Linked DNA regions of Mus musculus: regions 2 and 3 are each linked to region 1. Evidence: chromatin loops called from intact Hi-C (ENCODE). Cell type or tissue: left cerebral cortex. All regions are shown on one strand.

The links. Hi-C counts contacts between places; a loop is a spot of excess contacts. Peaks named below come from ENCODE experiments on the same cell type or tissue, not always from the same donor. Only the 100,000 strongest peaks of a DNase experiment are listed, where the experiment ranks them.
Region 2: a loop joins it to region 1, with 4 times the contacts of the local background. A loop is called at or near these places in 2 of 42 quality-filtered maps.
Region 3: it touches region 1 in a loop (3-fold over the local background); 4 of 42 quality-filtered maps call a loop at or near these places.

What each region holds. Positions count from the first base shown.
Region 1 is chr1:136,341,717-136,349,716 of GRCm38, forward strand. It overlaps Camsap2 (calmodulin regulated spectrin-associated protein family, member 2), which reads right to left and starts at 4,388. Exons shown (of 18, transcript NM_001347109.1): 1 at 3,583-4,388. The coding sequence starts at 3,721. In left cerebral cortex, a CTCF peak has its summit at 4,548; DNase peaks (open chromatin) are centred at 1,881, 2,162, 3,572, 4,069 and 2 more places; H3K4me3 peaks cover 4,090 bases; H3K27ac peaks cover 2,590 bases.
Region 2 is chr1:136,286,243-136,294,242 of GRCm38, forward strand. Camsap2 (calmodulin regulated spectrin-associated protein family, member 2) reads right to left here. Exons shown (of 18, transcript NM_001347109.1): 6 at 7,038-7,179; 7 at 6,638-6,777; 8 at 1,658-1,751. Among named protein-coding and RNA genes, the nearest start is that of Gpr25, 29 kb to the left of the region's middle. In left cerebral cortex, a CTCF peak has its summit at 3,752 (motif pointing right); a DNase peak (open chromatin) is centred at 783.
Region 3 is chr1:136,456,033-136,464,032 of GRCm38, forward strand. It overlaps a transcript of Ddx59 not described here. Among named protein-coding and RNA genes, the nearest start is that of Kif14, 7.8 kb to the right of the region's middle. In left cerebral cortex, a CTCF peak has its summit at 3,074 (motif pointing left); DNase peaks (open chromatin) are centred at 63, 322, 846, 2,966 and 1 more place; H3K27ac peaks cover 475 bases.

The DNA of each region.
Region 1 (8,000 bases):
AAAATGGGCCTTAAGGTGGACATCAAGGCTCACCTGTGCAATCTCAGCAATCAAGAGGCCGAATAGGACTCACAAGAATTCTAAGCTACCCAAAACCACACAGCAAGAATCTGTATCAAAACACACAAACACACACACACACACACACACACACACACACACACACGCGTGCGCGAGCGCCAGGCACAGTGGTGTATATACCTTCAGTCCCAGCACTTAGGAGGTAGAGGCAGAAGAGTCTGTGAGTTCCAGGCTAGTCTGGTCTACACTGTGAGCACTGTGAGTTTGAGATCAGCCAGGGCTATATCATGAGTCTGTCTCTCTGGCTCTGTCTCTGTCTCTGTCTCTGTCTCTGTCTCTCTCTCTCTCTCTCTCACACACACACACACACACACACACACACACACACAGAGGGGTAGGGAGCAGAAAAAAATCCCTTCCAAGAGATTCTATACCCATCAGCTGGAAGATTTAAAGGAACAAAACATTTAAGGCAATTTCAATTATATGGCTGCTTGAATATGTTAAGTCTTCAAACACAATAAAGGTTATCAGGCAATTCAACCTCCTCTTTTACAACCAGAACACCTATTGCTGCTGTAAATTCATCTACACAAACTTATTCTTCATTTACACAAAAGCATAGAGGCATTCTTTGAGAAAATAAACTGTTAGGACTGGAGCCCGTAATCTCCAGCACACACTCTAGAAACTGAGGGAGGAGGATCAGAGTTCAGTGTAATTCTTGGTTATATGGTGAAGCCAAGGCTAGTCTAGATCCCATGAGACACTGTCTTTCAAAAACTAAAAACTAATGAAAACACATCCTACCCCAAAAGATGAGGCCTTTGGAATATTTTTCAGAACAAGAATATTACTCACACAAATACCTCATATCTGCTTTCTAGGTATCACGATGCTAGTGTCTTGTTGGAGTTACAATTAAATTAATTTATTCTTTGCCCACAATTGACTGTGCGTTAACCATTATAAATTGCTTTTCCAACATACAGCTCTAAAACTGATAATTTTTTGTGTATCAAGTTAGAAAGGGACCCGTAAGACTGCTCAATGTATAAGCCCTTGCCACCAAGACTAACAACATGAGTCTTAGCCCTGGAATCCACATGGGAAAGAGAGAACCAACTCCAGCAAGTTGTCCTCTCATGCGTGAGGAAGAAGGAGCACGGACACACTCGCACGCACACAGAATATATAAATAATACATAAGACAACAAACTATTTCTAACAACAACATTATCCTAAAAAGCTGGGTTAACATTTTGAATAAAACAATTTGAAATACTTGTTTATTAACTTTGTTGTGTGTATGTGGCAAATAAAAATCCATCAAAAAATATATTTTAAAAAAGCTTAACCTTTTTTTCTATTTACTCTATGTAAATAATACGTAAGTTTATGTTACATGTTTTAAAGATTGCCAAAGGGTGCTGGAGGGAATGCTCAGTGGTTAAGAACACTGACTACTCTCACAGAGGACCAGGGCTCAATTCACAGCATCCACATGGCAGCTCACAACTGTACCGTCCGGTCCAGGAGATCCCACACCCTCCCTCAGACACACATACAAGGCAAAACACCAATACACATAAAATAAAAGTAAATCATTTAAAAAAAAAAAAAAGACTATCAGTAAAGCAAAGCAAACGTGGAACATGGTGGCATACATTTCTAATCCTAGCACTAAGGCAGAGGATTGCTTTGAGTTTGAGGCCAGTTTGGACTTTATATCAAGTACCAGGTCAGCTGAACACACAAGTGAGACCCTCTCAGAAAACAGACGCGCGCGCGCACACACGCACACACACATGCACACACACACACACACACACACACAGCCATTTTAAAGACTGTTTCAATTTGTAAGTCACTCTCTTGAGGACTTACTTAGATCTTTTCTCCAGGCCAATTGCTGCCCTGGCTCCCTCCTGCTTTAATGCAAAGCACACTGCCATCAGAGTGGATCCTAACTTAAAACAATGCCAAGGGCCACAGAGGGCCTGGAAGAAGTCGGATCCCACTGACAGTACACACCTTTACTTTCTTTCTTCTCAAGTGTGTTCAAGCACACCAGACTCCAGTGACCAGCCTGACACACATCCAGAAAGCAGGGCGTTTCTGCTCAGAAGCCTCTGTGAGAATGAACAGCAATACATTCACCTCTGCACTTTAAGCGCCCTCTCCGTCTCAGATGGTAAGAAAATGCCTTTGGGCTCCTCTGTCTTCCAGCTTCCACACAGGAAACCGTGTCAATTTCCCTGTTCTCTAGATACTTAGAGCGCCCCAGTTGTTCTCCAAATGGATAGTTAGGATACTGCTATCCTAATTCTTCATATCGAAATTTTAAAAAGTATTATCTGTGCTTCCTATTATTGTTTTCCATTTAAAATTTAAGCTAGTTCAAAAAACCATTCATTCCTGATGTCAGCTCTCTATCAAAGTATAGGAAAATAAAATTAAGACAGACATAAACATAAAAATTTCTTCTAAATGACTACAAATACTTTTACTGACGGGGGGGGGGGGGGAATTCATCTAGTCTTTAGCCTAGATATACAAGCTCTGTAAACACTTGCCTATGTATACAGTTAAACAATAAAGCTGGATTAAACCACTTAGCCACATATTTTCACAGTCCTAAAACAAGAAATCAGTCATCCCCCACAAACAACCCAGAGACAATTTTGCAAGCATGAAGGAACTTCTCTATTTTTTTTAAAGCATTCCACAACAAGGGCTCCTAAAGCAAGAGCTGAGGAATTACAGCAGGAGGTCCCTTTCCTGTTATTCTGCGAAGGCTGGGTCAGAGAGAGAGTGTTTAATTACTGCTGTACTACAGGATTTCTATGTCAACAACACATCCCTGCCCCAAGCCCCCCCAAAAAACCACTTCTACTTCAAAAAAGAAAAATTCAAAGGAAGGAGGGGTTGTTTATCTGATTTTATGACGTCAAAATACATTTGGAAAAGGAAATATGCCTCAGTGACATTAAGTGAAAAAGCACTATCCAGTCAGAAAACTAAAAGTGGTTTTAATGGGTGGCTTAACGAGAATTTGGAATGTGTATGAAAGGCTGTGAGAGGAGTAAGGAACGCCTACAAAAGATACTGCACTTCAACACTGACCACCTTTCATCCTACATAGCCTGACTAGCAACCACCATTACAAATGTCAAGATCAATATAGTACCCCACCTTCTTCCAGTAATAAGCTCAGATTTCTTGGTATGGTAACCACAATTATGACCGAAAGGGAAACGTATGCAAGATAATAAGGAAAACACCACACATTAGAGCCATTTTGGGAAAACACGATAATTTGCTCGCGGAATTTAGACACACGCTATTCAATAAAAGGAACCCGGTCAACCCCTCCCGCGTCAGTCAAGGGCACCTCATTTAAGACCAAACCTGCCTTCTTTCTTTCTCCTAGAGCTCGTCTCCCGTCATCTCCCTAAACCTGTACCGGAAGATACACATGGGGGAGGGGGCTGGAATCAGGAACAAAAACTGGGATGTGGACAGCATCGGGAGGAAGAGGAAAGGGACGACACCACTTACCTGTCCCAAAGGCTTTGGCCACCAGCCAGGCCAGATTGCAGGCGATTTTGGCCCTGGAGAAGTCATAGTGGTCAAAGGGTTTGATGGCTGGAACAATGAACGTCCTTCTCATCTCCCGCGGGTCTGCAGCATCCCCCATCTTTCACGGCGGCTGGTTGGGATGGAGGGACGACGGCCTTCACATGGTGTGGCGGAGAGAGGAGTTCAGATCGTCCGCGCCGGTCGCGGCCCTCCCGGGCGCCGGGCACGGAAAAGCTCAGCTGTGCTCGTCGCGAGTCCGCCGCCCGCGGGAGCCGCCGCGGCCCCGGGCATAGACGTGAGGCGGCACCCGGCCGCGCTCGCTCCGGCCCGGGTCTGCCCCTCCGCCTCCCCTTTGTCTCCGTTTAGTCACACGGGCTCGCAGGAGGGTGGCGGCTGAGAGGGCCCGGAATGCTCGGGCGGGGGCAGCCTGGACGATCACGTCGCGGACAGTGTCCCCGCCATGGCGGAGCGCGCACGCCCCGCCTCACTCACGGCCGCCCCTCGGGCCGCGGGACCCGCCGCGGAAAACGTCAGAATCGCTGCAGCGCGCGAGCCGCCCGCGGCCCGGCGCTTCTCCGGCGCTCCGATCGCCGCCGCCCGCCTCCTCGGCGCAGCTCAGGGCCAAGGCAGCGGCCTGGGGGAGGCCGCAAATCAAATCACGGGCCCTCGGCTCCTGCCTTATCGGGCTTGTCCTCGTATTTTCCGCTACCCCTCCCGTGGCCGGACGCCTCGCTCCCCTTCAGCCGCCGCCGCCGCCGTCGCTGCGGTTTTCCGGCTGCGGCACTGGATGGAAAGAGCAGATGGGAACACTGAGCATGCGCCTGGCGCGCCCGGCCCCGCCCCCGCCGCTGTCTTGCGCCGCCATGCGCACTGAGCATGCCCAGCCTCGCTGCCGCCCGCGATGGGCTCCGCGCCCCTATCCATTAATCAGCACAGTGCCCGCTGGATTGGACGTTCTGTACATCCGCAGCTTTGGGCTGCTGCCGCCGACACTGCTGGACGAGGGAAGGAAAGAAAGGGAGAGGAGAGGCTTTTCTCCTCCCGCTACACGTGGTTCAGCCAAGAGAATTGATATTTGTTTCAAATGCTGCTTATGTCACACGCGTATTGCTGAGAATTTGCCTTGCACACCCATTTAATCCTTGCAGTAACCCTGAGAGAGGTGATACAGCTGGTTGACCACGAAATTATGGAGGGATGCAGTAACTTAAGTCACCCATGGGGTTTAACCAGGGTTGAAGGTCAGGTTTAAACTCTCCAAAGCTGTATACATTTCACGTCATGACGTTTTAACTTGATACTCCCCACTTAAGTTTTCTAAGTGAAGGATCCGGTTTTTTGGTACCTTCTGTTTCCTCGTAGAAAGAAACATAAACCCTTCCACAAAGAACATCCACAATTATGATTTGTCGCAGTTCGTCTTGCCAGAACTCTCTCCGTTCCCCCACATGGGTATGCTTTCTCAGAGCTGTGCGCTGCCTGTCTCTGTGGTCTCTGTCCACAGTAGTCACTCCCTCCAGAAAGCCTTCCCTGATACTGCCAACTTCCCGTGCAGAACTGATTCCAGAGCAATGTATGTCCTTTATGTCATAACTTGTCACACTGCATTCCAACCACCAACTGTCTTTAGCTTTCAAGCTGACTTGCCTTGTCTCTGACACCTATATGATGCTAAACCTCACAGTAGTTGCTCTATCAATGTCTAGGGTCAAAGGGAGAATGTTACTGTAGTTAACACCGAGTTTGGTTAACTTTCTAATTCCCCACTTCTTGTTTTAACACATCTGATTTTAATTTATGTAATCCTGGGTGGTTTTCATTTTACAGATGAGAGAGCTAAGAGTCAGAAAAGCCTCTTAAATTGCAGATATAGTAAAGGCATAGTCACAGTCTGAACCCAGAACTATCTTACTTTGTACGACTAGGGCCTCCCTATTATCATCAGCCGTTAAGATGGGAGACATATGAAACATGAGGGGAGGCGTTTTGATCCCTACTATCGAAAAGGGCAGCTCCAGGAGCAAGCCCCTCCCTTTTGATTTCTGTTTAATCCCCAGAAACACTCCTCCTTGAACCCAATAAGGCATTACAGATAAGCCCCACTAACAATGCCAAGCAGGAAAAAAGGCACTAGAAATAATATGCCATTGGGTGATTGGCATATTTTTTTAGTAATTCAATTAATATTAATAGGGTTTTTCTCATGGGCAAGCCCCTTTGAAAAATTAATGTATTAACTGGTTTGTCAAAGCACATTCAAATGGTAACTAGTTTCCATATTTATTTGATGAACTAAGCACTAATTGTCTTCCTGTTCTAGATGTAGGACTGAGGATCATAGAGACCAGGTGCCGTGACCAAGATTTCTCCTTCCATTTGTATTGGAGTCTGGCTTCAAACTCAAACCCAGGTCTTCTGTCTCCACTCCTTGGGTACTCTTCTGGGTTCCTGCTCCCTCTCTGAATAGGGGCTAGCACATATACAAATAAAGAGAACATATCATAAATATGGTACATGCTGTAAAAGACAAAAAAAATAATCACAGCAAAAATATATGGGTAGGGATACTTGGAAGATGTCTTAGAGACTGCTGTCCAATATAATGTTCTTGAATCCAACTTCAACAGGATTCCAGCACATACATACCAAGTTAAGAGAAATCTATGGGCTAGAAAAATTAGAAAGTGATACTGAAATATTATGTCTGTTATGTGAATCCACAAGCAAATGCAAGATTCTCGAAGGCAGCAATCAGGCTTTGTGTTACCTGTGCTCTAGCCCAGCACTGTGCTCAGGCAGCATTCTCCACAAATATGTGTCAAATCTCATTGAAAACTGTTTCAACCTCAATAGACTACATGAGGAAGAGAAGAGACAAAGGCAGTTGCTCTGGCTTGTCCCTTGATAGGACGACACAACGGTGAAGCTTTAGTGAGGATAGCATTACTATGACCCCAATTGGGAAGGAGTGTGTTTAGCAATGAGGAGGGAGGGCAGCTTGGGAACAATGAGCAGCTTTTACTCTGAGGGAGGCTGTGAAACAACTTGGGGTCATAGTTGGAGCCTGTTATTAACAGGGAAACACCCTGAGTACAAAGAGGGAGGATTCATTTTCAGGGCGGCAGACACTCTAATAGGGTGTTCTTTGTGACACCTTCAGAATGATCCCTTTTAAGGCTAGAAGTCTCTGTGGACTATCGCTGTCGAGAAGAAATGTTCTCCTCTACCTTCTGAAGACAACTGACTTTGTTTGAAGCAAAAACCAAAGCCAGGCGATTCTTTGGGCCTGCTCTTCCAGCTGCACAGATGCCTTCTGCTTTTTACCTCCAGGTCTGGGGTGTCAGTCCTCCTAGGCTCTGATTCCCATGCACACACAGCTCCCTTCTCTATCTTGCTCCCTTCCCAGTTTCCTGGAAATCCTGAAACGCCAAGCAGACTTCTTTCCTTGTAGTCATCATCAAGCTCTGTCTTTGAATAGATGTAGAAGTGTATTCATTCACTCATCAGCCCCTACTGATGGAGCTCCCAAGTGCTGAGGAGTCCATATTGAACAAGACAGCTGAAGAAGCGGCTTCCTAAACTGGGCACGCTGGCACAGGCTCACAATTCCAGCACTGCACTTAGGAGATTAAGACAGAAAGACCAGGAGTTCAATACCATCCTAGGCTACATAACAAGTACAAGACCAGCCTGAGCTACATGAGACCCATCTCAGAAACAAGAAAAACAAAAAGGAAAAGAAAGAAAACAAGGAGGAGACAATGACACCAAAATTTTTTGTTTGCTTGTTTTGGTTATTCAAGACAGGGTTTCTCTGTGTGGCTCTGCCTATTCCGGCACTCACTCTGTAGGCCAGACTGGCCTCGAACTCACAGAGATTTCCCCTGCCTTTGCTTCTTGAGTGCTGGATCTAAAGGCATGCACCACCACCACCTGGCTGACACCAAATTCTTAATGGAAACATGGAGCCTGTAGGATCTAACAGCCTGGCTTTCTTCATTGCCAGGTCTGTGTCACCAGAGGTTAACAGCCTTGTTATTTACCCCACAGAAAACCTCACTGTAGTCTCACTCAGTTGACTTCCTAGCACATAAGAAGCTCTGGATTTGACCTTCAGCATTGGATCTGGGGGAGCACAGCAGGAATCCCAGCCCTTGGGAAGTGTAGATAGGAAGATCAGGTGTTCAAGACTATCCTGGGAGAGGTATGAGGTTAAGACCAGCCAGGGTCACACAAGATCTTTCTCTTCAAAAAGAAAGGAGAGGGTGGGAGAGGGCAAGAAGGAGGGGAGAGGAAGAGTCAAAGAGACAGAGAGAGACAGAGAGGAGAGGGAGAAATATTTTAAATCATGAGAGAGAGAGAGAGAGAGAGAGAGAGAGAGAGAGAGATCTCAATCA
Region 2 (8,000 bases), 55 kb before region 1:
AGACAAGGATAAGCCCGAGTGCTTAATATCATGAAAGTTTTCACAGAATTTTAGAGACACGAGGCAGGCTTCAATTTTGCTTTTTATGAATGGCTGGTGAGTTTGTAGTTAACTAAGATGGTCAGAATTTCACTGAGAAGCCTTCACTATATCTGCCTTACATACACGTGTAAGTAATCTGAGGGGAACAACTTAGTTTTGAGTGATGTTTGATGCAAAAGCTGCTATTACTGCTGAGTGCTGGGCTCCACAGACAGGGGCACAAAAGGCAATGCAAGTGAAAGTCACACTAACTGCAAAATATTGTATAGACATTGGTTTTGATAATCATTAAAGGTAAGTGACAATAGCCTTAAGGCTCTAAACTTCTTTCAGGGAGGTATCCTTATCTAACAGCTCACTATTTAGAACCTCCTTTCAATGGCTTTGAGCTCCCAAGTCAGATCACATACATGCTATCTCATGCTGCCCGTCATGGGGCCTGCGGGCAGCAGAGTTTATAAAGTAAGACCATACACAACCCACCACAACAATACGTTTCTTTTGCTACTTTACAACCCCCTCCTCTTTCTTCTTATTTTTTTTTTTTCCTTTATATCTCTGAGAAGGCAGGGGTTAACTACAGTGGTTAGAAAAAGGAAACTGGAGGCAAGGAAAGTTGCTAAGTAGCTGGGAAGTAGAATAATCACATTCTATGCTGGGTATAGTAGCCACTGTAGCAGAAAGAACTAGCCCCATAATTTTAGCTGGAAGAAAGTTCTAAGTTTAGAAGAAACACTAAACATAGAGTCATTTTTGCTACAGGAATGTATGTCTGACTTCAAAAATGAAAGCCAGCTTTACTGTGCCATACACAGCATTTGCTCTACAAAACATCCAGAAGGAATTCCTTTTATTTATTTATTTTTTTTTGCTTTCTGGCAGAGCTGAAGTTTGAACCCAGGGCTAGGCAAGTACTCCACCATTGACAAAGGCTGTGCTCCCAGCCTTTGTCAGCAATTCAGTCTTTATCATAATTATATTGTAATAACAAAGGCTACTAGTTTAAAAAAATATAACCACAAAGTATTTCATTGTTTAAAAGAAAAATCAAGTCTTAATGGAGTGGAGTTTGGGTAACAGGATCTTAAAAACCAAGAATCCAGTAAGAAATAAAAACTGCAGATCGGAATAAAGGGATTAAAGGTATGGACTGCAAGATGGCGCCCACTTGGCCCTGAGAGCTCTGATGCTGTAAGATACCAAATACAGAGCTATTTTATTTTGATTCCTGCAGATAATATTATTCTGATTCCTGCCTTGACTACTAAAACATTAGATTTTTAAAATCAAGGATAATTGCTGGAATCTAAAATAATAACAAGTTTCTATCTAAAAAAAATAACCAGAGGAGCTGGGCAATAATGGCTCACACCTTTAATCCCAGCACTCAGGAGGCAGAGGCAGAGGCAGGCGGATCTCTGGCCCAGCCCAGTCTACAGAGCTTCTTCCAGGACAACCAGTGCTACGAAAAAAACCCTGTCTCAAAACACACACACACACACAAACAAACAGAAACCCCGTCTTAAAACAAACAAACAAACAACAAAAACTCAAAACCAAATGAAATGTATAAACCTTCCATTTTTCTACATTAAAAATGACCAAGATAGATTACCTCCTTGTGGACGGACAACACGAGGCTGCACAAATGAAGGCTTCACAACTTCAAACCACCAGAAGAGTTCTGCCATGAACACCAAATAATTACTCTATATAAGAGAGTTGAGAAAATTAAAAGAAGCCCTGCATTAGGTAAAACCAATCATGTAATAGTGAAAAAGTTATGCTTTACCTTCTCAAATATACGTTTGAATTCTATGCACTTGTTATTTAAAAATGTTCACTATGTTGTATTAAAGCTGGAGTAAGAAGTTTAGAACTTGTAACCACACATGTCCAGGCCTCTGATACAAAGCTTCCAGACATTGCAGTCTCTCCCTATATACATCTCTGTGATAACAAATGTCCCTTCTTCCAGGATGAACATAAACACATAGCACAAAGCATTTACCATTTAAAAAAGTAAGATTTTTCTAGAAAAAGTATGTAACTTAAATATTGTATCCAAATGTTTGATAATGTTAAATTCAACAGTTAGCCACATGCTAAGTAATAACAAACTCTATATATTATTATGACTAAAATAATCTTGAAATATATAAAAACACTACTTTTATCATTTAATGCTTCTAATTTTGAAAACATTAAGGATAACAATCTTTTATTACTTATACTTGAAAATGCAAATAATTCTTTAAATGGCTTAAAGGAGTTCTCAAAAGCATGCTTCTATAGAATTATACACATAACTATGTTCATACATTTATATGATTTAGGGGCTTCTTTTTTTCGTTTTGAAACAGTCTTAAACCTGAGCAGTGGTGTTAAAGATGTGTCCTACTGTACTAGAATTAGGCTTATATGTTAAAATATATATAAAGAATAACTTCAATTTTAGGTATTTAATGTATTTCTAACAATAGCACTATACAAAACCCGTTTTCCTCATTATGGCTATTATCACTGGAAATGTGGGTGTTTTCTGATGTCTTGCCTTCCACATATTTGCTAATTTTGAACAATCCTCAAGGCGCTAACATGAACAGGGTTCCTTAGATTTTATTGCCTGGGTTTTTCATATTTAAGCTGGTAACATTCATGTTCATCTGCCATCTTATGGCTCCTGAGAGCACAGGAACCAAGGACGTCTCCAAGTCTCTGATTTGAGCAACTGTGACTGCCAGGAATAAAACAAAGACTGGAAACACAGGGGACTAAAAAGGTCTCTGACACTTTCCCAGACATCGCAGTGGCTATGGACGTGTGTGGTGGGGTACTGTGGGGACATGGAACACAAGACACGACCCCACTGGGTTTTTACTTTACTTTCAGTGTTTGTTTTCACTGTGGATTCCCAAAACAGTCCAATGCTTACACATAAACAGCTATTATTTGAAGCTATTGACATTTGTCCTTTCTTTTAAAAAGAGCATGTTTCAGTCCCTTACACTGTGGACTCACCCTGCCTGCCTTCTCATAGGCTCTGCAATCCTAATTATACTCACGACTTACCCTTCCTTTCAACTTTCTTCCACTGAAAAATAAGACCTTCTCTCAGTGACTCGCCCTCTTCTTTCTCCTCACCCCTACACTTTGACCTTCGGATGAAATTCCTTAAGATCAGACTCATACTAACCCCACACTTCTCCCCTCCTTTTGCTGAACCATTCCAGTCTCACACTGAGCTGGGCCACTCCTCCAAAACCAGCTAGCTTAGGCACACTCTGCTTTTTGTTCATCACAAGAAACAGCTTTGATCCACCATGTCTTCTTCACCATGGTGGCCCACCTCAACCAACGTCTGAGAAAAAACAGAGCCAGCTGTGCATGGATCAAAACTTCTGAAACTAAGCAGAAATAAATCCTTCCTTAGTCCTTGACCCAGATGCCTGTTACAGTTACAGAAGGCCAACTGACACATTAAGCTTGTTACGACTATACGCTGCTATAATCTTTACAGTATACCCTTTACAGCCAAAGGATAAACTTGGTAAGTACTGGTAGTAGGCTCTACTCTACTACTACTGTTAACTAGAAGGTGACTTTAGAAAAAACACCCCTTAAATGTGCAGTAATTATAGAGAAGGAGTTGATAGAAAATGAGTATTTATTTTAAGGACCTTGGTAAGAATTGTCCTAATAACATAATGGCAATAATTGGCCACAAGATGGCAGAATTGTAAAAATATTTTTTCTAGTAATTAATCTGGAGATTGTTTCATTATAAAATTATAATTAAATGACAATAAGCTGGTCATGTTCCAGAAATGGTACAATAATTTAAAATCGTCTTTCCATATATTCTTTAGTCAGATTCTCCCTATGTAGCCCTGGCTGATGTAAAACTGACAGTGTAGATCAGACTGGCCTCTAACTCCCAGAGATCATCCTGTCTTTATTTCCTGAGTGCTGGGGTTAGAGGTGTGCGCCACCAACCCTGGCCTACTTTTTAAATATATGAAGCATGTGCCTACACGAGGGTTTGTGCATGTGAGTGCAAATGCCAATGGAAGCCAGGATGGTGCCAGAGAAGTTACCAAGACTGGAGAAGTCTCGCAAATCTTCACACCTTCACCAATATCCAACACCACATTCAGAAAAATTACTTTTGTTTTATAGTTACCCTAATCATCCTTTTCCTGAATCTATAATGTGTCCCTCAGCATTTGTGTGCAGTTGGTTCCAGGACCCCATACAGACACTAAAGATTTATGGATGCTTAAGTCCCTATGTAAGCTTTGCAGTACATGAATAGAACCCATTCGAACCCTTCCACGGGGTGTTGGTTCTCTCCCCCAACAATGTGAGTCCTGGGACAAAATTCAAGGTGTTGGGTTTAGTAGTATGAGCCATTACCAGCTGAGCCATCGCTCCAGTGCCGACAAGACAGTTAAAATCACCTCTACACTACTTACAAATAGTTAATACAACATGTAAATAATTATTACAATGAATCGTTTAGGGAATGGCTGGGAATATGGGTCAGTGGTCCTGAGTTTAATCCCTAGCCCTGAAGAAAAAAAAAAAGCCCTGAAAAAAAAAACCTGAGAAAACCTTTCTCAGGTTTAAAATACACACACAAACACACACAGAGCGACAGAGACAGAGACAGACAGACAGAGAGAGAGAGAGTGCCTTTCGATGGCCACCCCTGCCCTCTAAATAATAGCTTGCCAAGTGCACTGCAAGGGAGCTAGGCTCTATCTAGGACACAGCCAGACCTTCTGATGCTCTTTTGGGTGGTACTTAGGATCCAGTACAGGCACTTGCTCAGGCAATGTCCAACAGCCCTATAAGCAGTCTGATCCCAACCTGTATTTCTATAAGAGGAAAAGGCAGTGCTCATTTTCCACTATTAAAAGTTAAAGTGAAAATGAGGTGCCCAGCAACATGGACCAAGCAACCTCCCTCGAGCTTAGAGCCTTAAGATAGAGCTCTGCATTCAACCTCGTGGCTATGCTTACAAGGTTCTAAATGTCAGGGTTAATGGTTTACTTAAAGTCTATATTCTGTTCTGCTCTCCAAAATGGACAGGAAGGAACACTACCAAACTTAGTCTATACCAAACTAATGTATAAAACAAATACATCTTAGGTGTCTGACCACTTTTCATATTATAGAAGTAGTACTTATACTTGGTAACATATGCTAGAAAAGTCATTAGTAAGCTATAGTTAGTAACGGTGTAGGTAAACCTTCAGAATTGATTAATCAAGGTTTTCCATTTGATGTGTCAGAGTAGGGAGTGACCATGAGTCACTGCGACTACTGCCCCATTTGGAAACGATTTTATCATTGGCTCTACTTTCTGCATTTGGAGATCCTGAAATGGACAAAGGAAAAAGAGGAGATAGTAGAGACTAAGAATTCAAGTGTAAGTAGACAGGAGCATCATCATGACAGGAGCTCTTGAGCACTTCCAAGTAGGACTAGCACTGGAACTCTGACTAGGCTCAGCAGAAAACTTACCTCTAAGTCAAACTAAATATATAAGACCATTTATTCCTAAAGCTTTGAAACAGAAGCAGCACATGGACTGACAAAATTAATACTGTTACAATGACCAAATTACTGACGTGATCTGCAGATTCAATGTAATTCCCATCAAAATTACAGAACTAGAAAACACAATCCTGAAATTCACCTGGAAGCCCCAAGCCCTGAAGAGGCAAAACAACCCTGAGCAAAAAGCACATTGACATCTGATTAAAATACACCAGAGAGGCTAGAGACGGCTTGGCTGCGGGAGAGTAGACCCAAGCCTGAACCCCCAGCATCTCCATAAAAGCAAGGAGTAATGGTCCTATCTGTAATTCTACACACACACCCGCACGCACACGCGCACACACACACACACGCGCGCGCACACACACACAAATAAAAATACACATGCACACCAAAGCCTTTCATTTGATTCTCTAAATAAAACTCCTTCAAGAAAAAGCAAGGCTCATCACTGTGCTTCGTTAGAAGGGTGTTTCATTACAGCCTCAGGCATCAACCGAACTCAAGCCTCCCCATCGTTTTTTTTTCAGAAGGCTGGAATTACTGGCATACACCCCCACACAGCTTGCTTTTAAAGGAAGAGTCTCATTTGTTACATTTACCTATGATCAAAAACCATTTAATGGGTCATACTCTACTCTACCCACACTAAAACAAAAGATCAATTTGTAGACAACTTTTTGTTTGCCTTTACAATGTACAAGACTTGTAACTAACAATGGATATTTAAAGAAGAAAAAGCACCACCCCCCCCCCCAATTCTTCACTGATAAAGTTATTTTGTAACTTTTGTTTTATATTCAATTCTTTTGGAGCTAGACTCTGCTGGATTTCCTGGCTGGCCTCAGACTCAGCACAACCTCAGGCTGGCCTTGAACTCCAGCTCCTCCCGCCCCACTTCCCTTCCCCCCTTCTATTGCTACTTCTTCAGGAGACCCAATCTAGCTCCTGTGGTACCACTGAGACCCCAGTTTGTTGCAACAGCTTTTACACTTTAACGAAAGGCTAAAAGGAGAATGACTGAACTCACCTTTATGGATGAAGCAGCATAAAGCATATCTTCCAAGCTGAAATGGCAGCAATGGTTTAAGTATTCTTGGCAAAATTCCTGAATCAGCTGTAGATTGTACAGACTGTCAGCCAAAGACATAGTTTCTTTCAAACAAATATCTTCAAATAGAAAAGGGGATGGCTTTGGGTTAGCCATGAATGCTTCATAACTATTGACAGTACAAATACCTAAGTATGTAAAATTTGTTTAACAAACATGTATTTATAACTAATAGCCATTAGACAGAATGTTCTCAACTTTTTCTCAGAATTATACTTAAATGTTCCTTTTAAAACACCTTCATTAGTTATTAAATATTGCGATTTAAATATTTTTTGCCATCTGCCCACACTTCAGAATCCCTCCCTGAAACACCTACCCTCTAGCCGGACAACAGCAGGGCAGTAGAAGTGAATGAGGGCAGCTAGTGCGCAGCCGTCGGTCCCATCCTTCAACAAGTTTTCCACCAATGGAATGCAAGGCAGTTGCTTAAGCAGTGTTTGTTCCTTCCTGTAACGAGCCTACGACAGAAAGAGTTCTAAATAAATCCTACACAATTCAAGGAAAACAAGCAGACAAAACCAGAACTATAGATTCTAGTTCTTAGTCACGTTAGAAAATATAAACAGGAGAAGGAAGAATTCCCAACTACACAGCTTTTTTTGTGGGGAGAGGGCAACAATACTATATATTACCAAGGTTAAATTTACAGCAATAACACTAATTTCTTTCTCTGTTTTTGGTTTTTTTTGACAGGGTTTCTCTGTGTAGCCCTGGCTGTCCTGGAACTCACTCTGTAGACAAGGCTGGCCTCAAACTCAGAAATCCACCTACCCCTGCCTCCTGAGTTCTGGGATTAAAGTCTAGTAATTTCAAATCTATAAACTTAAGATAACATTTTAGCAATAATATCACATGGCATTTACTTTACAATAGTTACACTACCACAAAACAGATCTGAACACTTTGCATTTAAATCAGTTCTGTTCATTTACTGATTAGATTTTCATTTACTCAATATTAGAGGAAAATCTAAAAGTTCTCAAAGACTTATTAAGCTTTTGAAGCTTTTGAGGAGCAGAGGTATCATTTGAGAAAAAAATAATTACTATAAGAGCTATCAAAATTGGTGAGTGGCAAAAAGTACTATTTACAAAGGAACCCCAAGGCAGTCTGTTCTGACTGGCATCTGAATGTCCAGGGCACCAGGCCTCAGAACCAGTGACAGAGCCAAGTGGCAGGGTTGGGCTCCCTTAGAAAAATAAATCTTTGCTTTCTAAAAATAACTTTATGTGGCTCAATAAAAATGTTAAGGCAGGGCAGGCAGATGTCTGTGAGTTCA
Region 3 (8,000 bases), 110 kb after region 1:
AAACCTACACCATAGCTTCTGAAGACGCTGTTCACCAGCCCAGACACAAGTGTCATCCCGTATTCATCTTTGTGTGCTGGAGGAAACAGAGAGAGCGGGAGGGCGGAGAGAACACAGAGCTCTCTGTTGCGCCCCACACTGTGCCATGGGGACTTCTTTCTTGTCTGGGTGAGTCAGAGAACTGACTATGGTCTAGATAAATAAATAAATAAATAAATAAATAAATAGACAGACAGACAAATAAATAAACCTCTGTAAATGGGAAAACGCTTATGGGTGGATGCAGAGCTATTCGCCAAGCTGGAAATGTGAAAAAACATCCTGTTTTCCCCTCTGCAAAAGCTGACACGATGCCCAATTCTTGCCATGCAGGTGGCTTCGTGCTTGGCAGCTGTCCTTTTATAACCACTAGTGGGAGGAGAAATTACTGGACAGAATCCCTTTCACGCTGTTTCCTAAATGAGAAAACAGACATGAACATACAATTCAAACCCCATGATTATAAACACAATAAAGTGTGTGTCATTGCACATGCTTTCTGACATTTGAGACAAGGAGTTTTACCAGTAAAGAAATTAGATCACAAACTATTGAAGGGACAGCTGAATGGTTCACACACATTTTATGACCTTACTGAAGTCATTGGAGGTTTCCTTCTGCATCTGTTGGCCAGGAAAGTGACTCAAGGTATGTCCCTTCGTCACTGGAGATAGCAAATGGTGTCACTCCTCATGGTCAGCAGCATCTTCAACAGAACATCTGACGCGGTCCTGGGCATGCTTGAAAGGCATGTGAGGAAGATGTCTGCTGAAAGCTCTCAGCTGGTCCCTAGAAACAGTTGCTCTGGGGTGAGAGGTGGCTCAGCGGGTAAAGACACTTGCAGCCCTGCAAGGTGGTGCTGGCTGGGTTCCCCGGGTTCAAGGACAGATCTGATTCCACAAAGTTGTCCTTTGATCTCCACACACACGTGGAGGCACATGCCCCACCACCATGCACAGAAACGTGCACAAAGAAGAAAAAATTACAAAACAACAACAACAACAACAACAAAACCAAGTGTTCTTCCTACATGAACTCATGGGAAGACTCAGATGTTACCCACTAAGCCTTGGGGCTAACCATACTTACTAACTGGCTGGATGGCGATGGTGGCGCGTGCCTTTAGCCTCAGCACTCAGGAGGTATGAGCAGGTGGGTCCCTGAGTTTGAGGCCAGCCTGGTCTACAGAGCAAGCCCCAAGACAAGCAAGTTGGTCTTGAAAACAAACCATCGGTCAAACAAACAACAACAAAGGGAGGTGTTGGGGCAGGGGAAATGGTGGTTGGGGTGGAATATATAAGAGTAGGATAAATTTTAAAAAATACATATACATCCTTCTGATGATCCCTAAAATAAAATGAGCATGATTCAAAGAGCAAAAGAGCATTCATTCTGTAACACTTACTAATCCCTGAGTTCTTTTGTTTATGTCTTAAACAGGATTACTGCTGAACATAATTGCTTCTTTTAAAATCACTGAGAGTCCTGCTAAATGACTTAGATTGCCTCGCTAAGAAATCACCCCTGAACTCACAAAGGCCTCATTAAACTGGGTGTGGTGGGCTTGTAATTCCAACATCAGGGAAGCTGAGACAGGTGAATTTTGCCACTAGTTCAGACCAGCCTGGACCACAGAATGAGAAAATAAAAACAAAACAAAGCCTTCGTCCACCAGACCAGGTCAAAAAGGATAAGTGTGTTTTGGCAAACAGTTCGAAACAGCCACGCCACTAGAAAACGCATCTAACAGTTTTCAACACATCCTTACGTACATCCTTTGCCACAGGAACCTGAGATCCAGAGTGTCCGTGAAGACATCTGTTCCAGGCAGGGATGAGGAGTACAGAAAATGGCATTTGGTGTCCTCGTTAAGAAGTTTAAGGTAAGAGGGCTGGTGAGATGGCTCAGCGGTTAAGAGCACTGACTGCTCTTCCAGAGGTCCTGAGTTCAAATCCCAGCAACCACACGGTGGCTCACAACCATCTGTAATGAGATCTGATGCCTTCTTCTAGAGCGTCTGATGTCAGCTACAGTGTACTTATGTATAATAAAAAAGAAAGAAAGAAAGAAAGAAAGAAAGAAAGAAAGAAAGAAAGAAAGAAAGAAAGTGAGAGGTTTAAGGTACCAGGTGAGCTATTTGTGTAGCTACTCAGCCTCTTGCATCCGTAGGACAATGTTACCAAATCCACCTCCCTCACTCGGCTGCAGGGTGACTTTTGGCAATGCACCAGGAAGGACTCAATCCTTACTAATATGGTCATGAATCCACACATGGGTTTCTTGGTGAAGGAACTGTAGTAAGAAGGCTCACTGTAGACCGGGCCTCATTCTGCAGCCCAGGCTGGTCAGAACTTGTAGCAATTCCCCCCTGTCTCGGCTTCCCAAATGTTGGCATTGCAAGCGTGTACCGCCGCACCCAGTTTAATGAGGTCTTTGTAAGTTCAGCAGTGATTTCTTAATGAGGCAATCTAAGTCATTTAGCAGGACTCTCAGTGATTTTAAAAGAAGCAATTAGGCAGTAATCCTGTTTAATACTGCTAAGGTCCCACCAGAAGCTGCGGTGGTCTTCGACGCCTTCCCTTTGACCATAGGACTTTAAGAGTGTAACCGGTTATCCAAGGGCACCTTCCGTGACAGACTCAAAAGGATACCTACAAAGCAAGGAAATGCTTCTGGCACTTTAATAATTAAAAAAATGTGCCTGGGCTCAGTGGCCCAGTCCACAATCCCAGCACTCAGGAGGCCGAGGCAGAAAGATCTTGAGTTATGAATCAGCATGGGAAACAGTGAGTTCAAGGCCGGTTTAAGCAGCATAGTGAGACCCTGTTTCAAAAAGGCAAGGCCTGTCGATGTAGCTTTGGGGTAGAGCCCGTGGATGGCATGAGCAACGACTTGGATTTGATCTCCAGCTCTGAAAACAAAACTGTGGAATGGACTCAATTATGACAGATTTTTTTCTTAATAAACCAAGGCAAGCTCCTAAGCGGTTTTGCCACTAGGCTCCATGGTTTCTTTCAGTTTGGCGCCCTCTAGTGGAACTTTTGAAAAATTACTTCCTTTTATTTGGGGGATCTGTGCAGATTATTTGGGATCCGTTTTTTGTTTTTTGGGTTTTTTTTCTTTTTTGTCCACTTGGTTGAGATAGGGTAGGGCTAAATCAGGCTGGCCTTGAACTTTACAGAAATTTCCCGCATCTATTTCCAGAGTTCTGGGATTATGGGGGTGCTCCACCATGCCTGTTTGTCAGCCCAGTTCCTAAAACTTATCTGGTCTGAGCGGAAGTCTTTGCAGAAGTAGGGTGAGTATGTCTGCTACCTGAAAACCAAGAAGCACATTCAGATGTCGTACTCAGAGCACCGTGCCATTTCCAAGTGGCTGAAATAAAATGTAAGTTGAGTGTCAAGGGCAGTTGTATTGGAAGAAATGGGGTAGGGTGGGGTGGGGTGGGGGGGAATCATGGGCCTGCCTAGTTTTATTTACCCTGTAAATAATGGAATTTGTATTAGTTAGATTGGGGAGCATATATATGCATGTGTGTATGTAAAGAAAATGTACATAAGATGCTTTTGAAAATCAGATATGTAGCTGGCTGTGGTGGTGCACAGTTTAATCCCAGCACTTGCGGGGGGGGGGGGGACAGAGACAAGAGGATCTCTGTGAGTTCAAGGCTAGCCTGGTCTACTAAGTGAGTTCAGGACAATCAGGATTAGTTACGTTGGGAAACCCTATCTCAAAAAGAAGAAGGAGAAGAAGGAGAAAGAGAAAGAGGAGGAGGAGGAGGAGAAGGAGAAGGACGAGGAGAAGGAGAAGGAGAAGGAGAAGGAGAAGGAGAAGGAGAAGGAGAAGGAGAAGGAGAAGGAGAAGGAGAAGGAGAAGGAGAAGAAGAAGAAGAAGAAGAAGAAGAAGAAGAAGAAGAAGAAGAAGAAGAAGAAGAAGAAGAAGAAGAAGAAAAGCAGACATGGACAGGGAATAGGTTGTTGAGGACTCGATACAGATCTTCCTGTCATGAGAGATCCCGGTCCCTTCCACCAGTTTTTCAACCCCAGGGTGTGGCCTTTATCAGCCACCGTATCCTCCTATCCAAATGGATGTCTACGTGAGCAATTTAAACTCAATTCTTCTAGGAAAAAAAGAACAACAAACACAAAAAAAACCTTCAAAGCTGTCTTCCTCTTGGAGCCGGAGTCCTCTGCGTAGGAAGCCAGAACCTGAGGGAGATCATTCAGAAACAACAGAGGAAAAGCTCTGAAAGCCGCAGAGGAAATCACAGAGAGATCACCACAGTGGGCAGATTTGACCGGAGCTAGCAGTACAGCTCTGGAGACATTAATGGGGTGCATCTTCAGTTTGGTAGAGCAGAACCCCGACAATGCTGAGGTTCTCACCCCTTTCCCCTCACTGACAGGATCGTGGTGGATCAAAGTTAGCTGTCCCTGATATGACAGAAAATAGAGAAGGTGCCTTAGTGAGGGTTTCACTGCTGTGAAGAGACACCGTGACCAAGGCAACTCCTCTGAAGGAAAACTTTTCATTGGGGCTGGCTGACAGTTCAGAGGTTCAGTCCATTATCATCATGGTGGGAATGGCATGGTGGTACGCAGGCAGACATGGTGCTGGAAGGGTAGCTGAGGGTTTTACAACTGCATTGGCAGGCAGCAGGAAGAGCAGGTGGGACACATTGGGCCTAGCATGGGCATCTGAGACTTCAAAGCCCGCCTCCAGTGACACACTTCCTCCAACACCACCACACCTACTCCAACAAGGCCACAACTCCTGATGGTGCCGCCCCTGTGGGCCTATGGGAACCATTTTCTTTCAAACCACCACAGAAGGCTTTCCAGAAACTTGAAGAGAGCAGTGTCTCGCACTTGTCCCTGACATGTCCTTGACCCAAATACATACCCCAAGGTCAGCATCTAGGATGACAGCTGTGGACAGCATCTTGGTGTTTGGGGAAAATGTCTCTGATTTGTACCTGTTTGCACCTCAGTTCCTCTCTCTTAGCTCTGGGCTTTTGCCCACTAGGATCCCAATTGCGTGGGGCCCAGTGCCCTTGGCCTGCCTCTCAGTTGTAAGCTCAGACTTCACTTCGCAGCGTTCTCTTTAGGACCTTGGCTTGTGTTCTCTTGTTTGGGTTGAACCCCCTCTCATTTGCTAAGTGATAGCTAAGTGATAGGCTAAGCCTATCCCACATCCATCCAAAGTGTCCCATTATCTCTAGACCCGGGCACCTCTCCCTAAAGAAAACTGGTCATAAGGTAATAAAGACACAGCTGGCACAGCTGGAAACCCAGCTTACAGCTTTCACAGGAGAGATGTCAAAGATGGAGGGAAGGCCAGGGAAGAACTGATGATGTGGGAGGTCCCTGAGGAGATGGAGACAGGACGTAGGTACAGGATGGTCCCAGGTGGCAGGGCACCTGTGTCTCTGAGGGTTGGAGTAGCTAAGGACCTAAAGAAAGGCTACTTTGCTGGGGTAAAAAGCTAGGAAAAAATATATTAGTGGAGTTATCTTAGTGCCTGGAGATTCGAGTAGTTGGTTTAGTTGTTGTTGATAGGATCTTATGATGCACCATGCAATGTGTTAAAGTTCATGTATGCTATCCATTTAATTTATGTTCTAATTTAATTCTCAAAAATACCTAAGAATTAGCTGCATACAATCAAAACATGTAACTATGTTCAGATTCATGAAAGCACCGTATTTTTTTAAAAAATATATCATGCATGTCTTGCAATTTGACTTTCTAGCAATCATTGACTTTCATTGATATAGTATCTACTAATTTAAGTATGGTGCCACACACTTAGAATCCCAGAACTCAAGAGGCTGAGGCAGGAGAAGTATGAGTTCAAAGGATTATCATATATAAATAAAAAATATAATATATAATGCATAAATTATGTTATATTAAATTATATTAAATAGTATATATTATAATATACACATTATATATAAATATATGTAATATATTTATATATATTGCATGTAATAAATGTATACAATTATGTGTAATTATATATTATATATATTAGAGTTATTACATATGATATTATATAAGATATACAAATATATAATAATTATATAAAACACATTGTATATTTAGTATGTATATATAGTTATATAATAATGTATACATGACATACAGTCTATTATATACATTATACATTATAATTGTATATTATATTGTACATTATATATTATATATTATTGTATCATATAGCATATATATTAAATGTGTTATAAAGATATGTTGTATATTATATAACATATATAATATGTGGTATAATATTTATATAATGTGAACATAAAAGGACACTGACTGTTAACGCAACTCTTGTGCTGTGTGCTGACAAAGCACCAGAAATAGCAGACTCTTCCCTGGTGAGTACTGATGAGAATGAACTAGTTATAAAAGTTCCATTTTCACAGGATTATTCTAGGCTTTATTGGCAAGGGTGGTGGCTCCGTGGGCCACAGCAGCAGTGGCAGCGAATGCATCTTCAGGGAGAGATCCTGAAGCAGGCAAGCAAGCTCTCGCGTCTTATCCAGCACAAACACCAGGCGGGACAGGATCAGTTTCCAGGTTTCCTGCTGTTCTGCCAAGTGTGGGCGGCTGGATGGCAAACACGCCTGTAGTCATGGGGACGGTGGAAAGGGCATGGACATGTGGTCATGTGGCAATTTACACCCAAGAGGAAGGCCACCACGAGCTATGGTGGGCAGCCCAAATACTGTTGTTTTGTGTTTTTCTTGGCCACCAGGCCGATTCTTCTAGAAATATGTGGGAGAAACACCCTAACCACGTGCTCACAGCCTCCCAACCTTCCCCTCTTCCTGTGGCTCTCCAGGTTCCCGTATTCCTAATTCCCCTCCCAGAATGGCTGGACTGCAGAATTGTCTATGATTATGAAATAAACATCAAATCGCAACAGAAGCCGCCGTCGCTGTCGCTGTTGCTGTCGCTGCCGCTGCGGCCACTGCCACCCCTGCTGCAGCCACAGGCGACAGAAGTACAGTGGGTCACAGTTCCATCTCTAATCAAACTTGAAAACTCAGAGCCTTGTAAACAGATGCTCTGCTGGTCACAGCACAAATATCCCTCTAACCTGCCAGGGTCTTTTGAATGTTGGAGAATTGTGTCATGTCCCCAAGTCAGGTGGGAGAAACCAGGCTTGAGGTAAGTTGGGAAGTTTCAACTAGTTTTCCTATCCACTTTGTACTGGCCAAATACTTCATTTTTTTCCCCCTTCAAAGAAATATGCACATGGCCTGTGCTTCTTAAAAATGTAATTGCATACGAGCAAAACAAACGAGTAGCATCCGGCAGTATTTTCTTGTTCTCTTTTAACAGACCACAGTGAGTCCATCATAGAAGGACTTAACAATTTCTCATTTATTTCTAGGGCTTAAGATCATAATCCTCGTGTTTCATAAATATGTCATCATCATTAGCAAGCCCCAAAATGCACTCCTGGCCTTGAATATGGGTTTTAGCAATTTAGAGAGTTACATTAGGCCATACGATTTAAGAGCTAACATTTGCTGAGCGTTAATCCCGTACCGGGCTCTATGCTAAGCACATATTAACTAACTTAATCCTCATTATGACTCTTTAGGGTGGGTAGCTCTCTCATCTGCAGTTTCCAGATGAAGAGCATGAGTCACTCAGAGGCTGAGTGAGGGCCCTGCTAGCCAGCTTGGGACAGAATCTTCAGAGAAAAGGGCTGTCTCAATGAAAAGACCAAAATATCCAAATCTGTCTCGTCTAAGCTAAAGGTGTCTGCAGGCAGGCCCCGTATAATATAATCCTGTGGAATTACATCATGGATTTCAAATGTAGAGAGTGGGAAGTGGAAGTGTGACTAGTGGTCTGAGAATTTCCTGTCAGTCACCTGGGCCACAAGACCCTTCTTCAGGTCAAGCTCACACATGTGTGGAACACACACATGTGGAACAC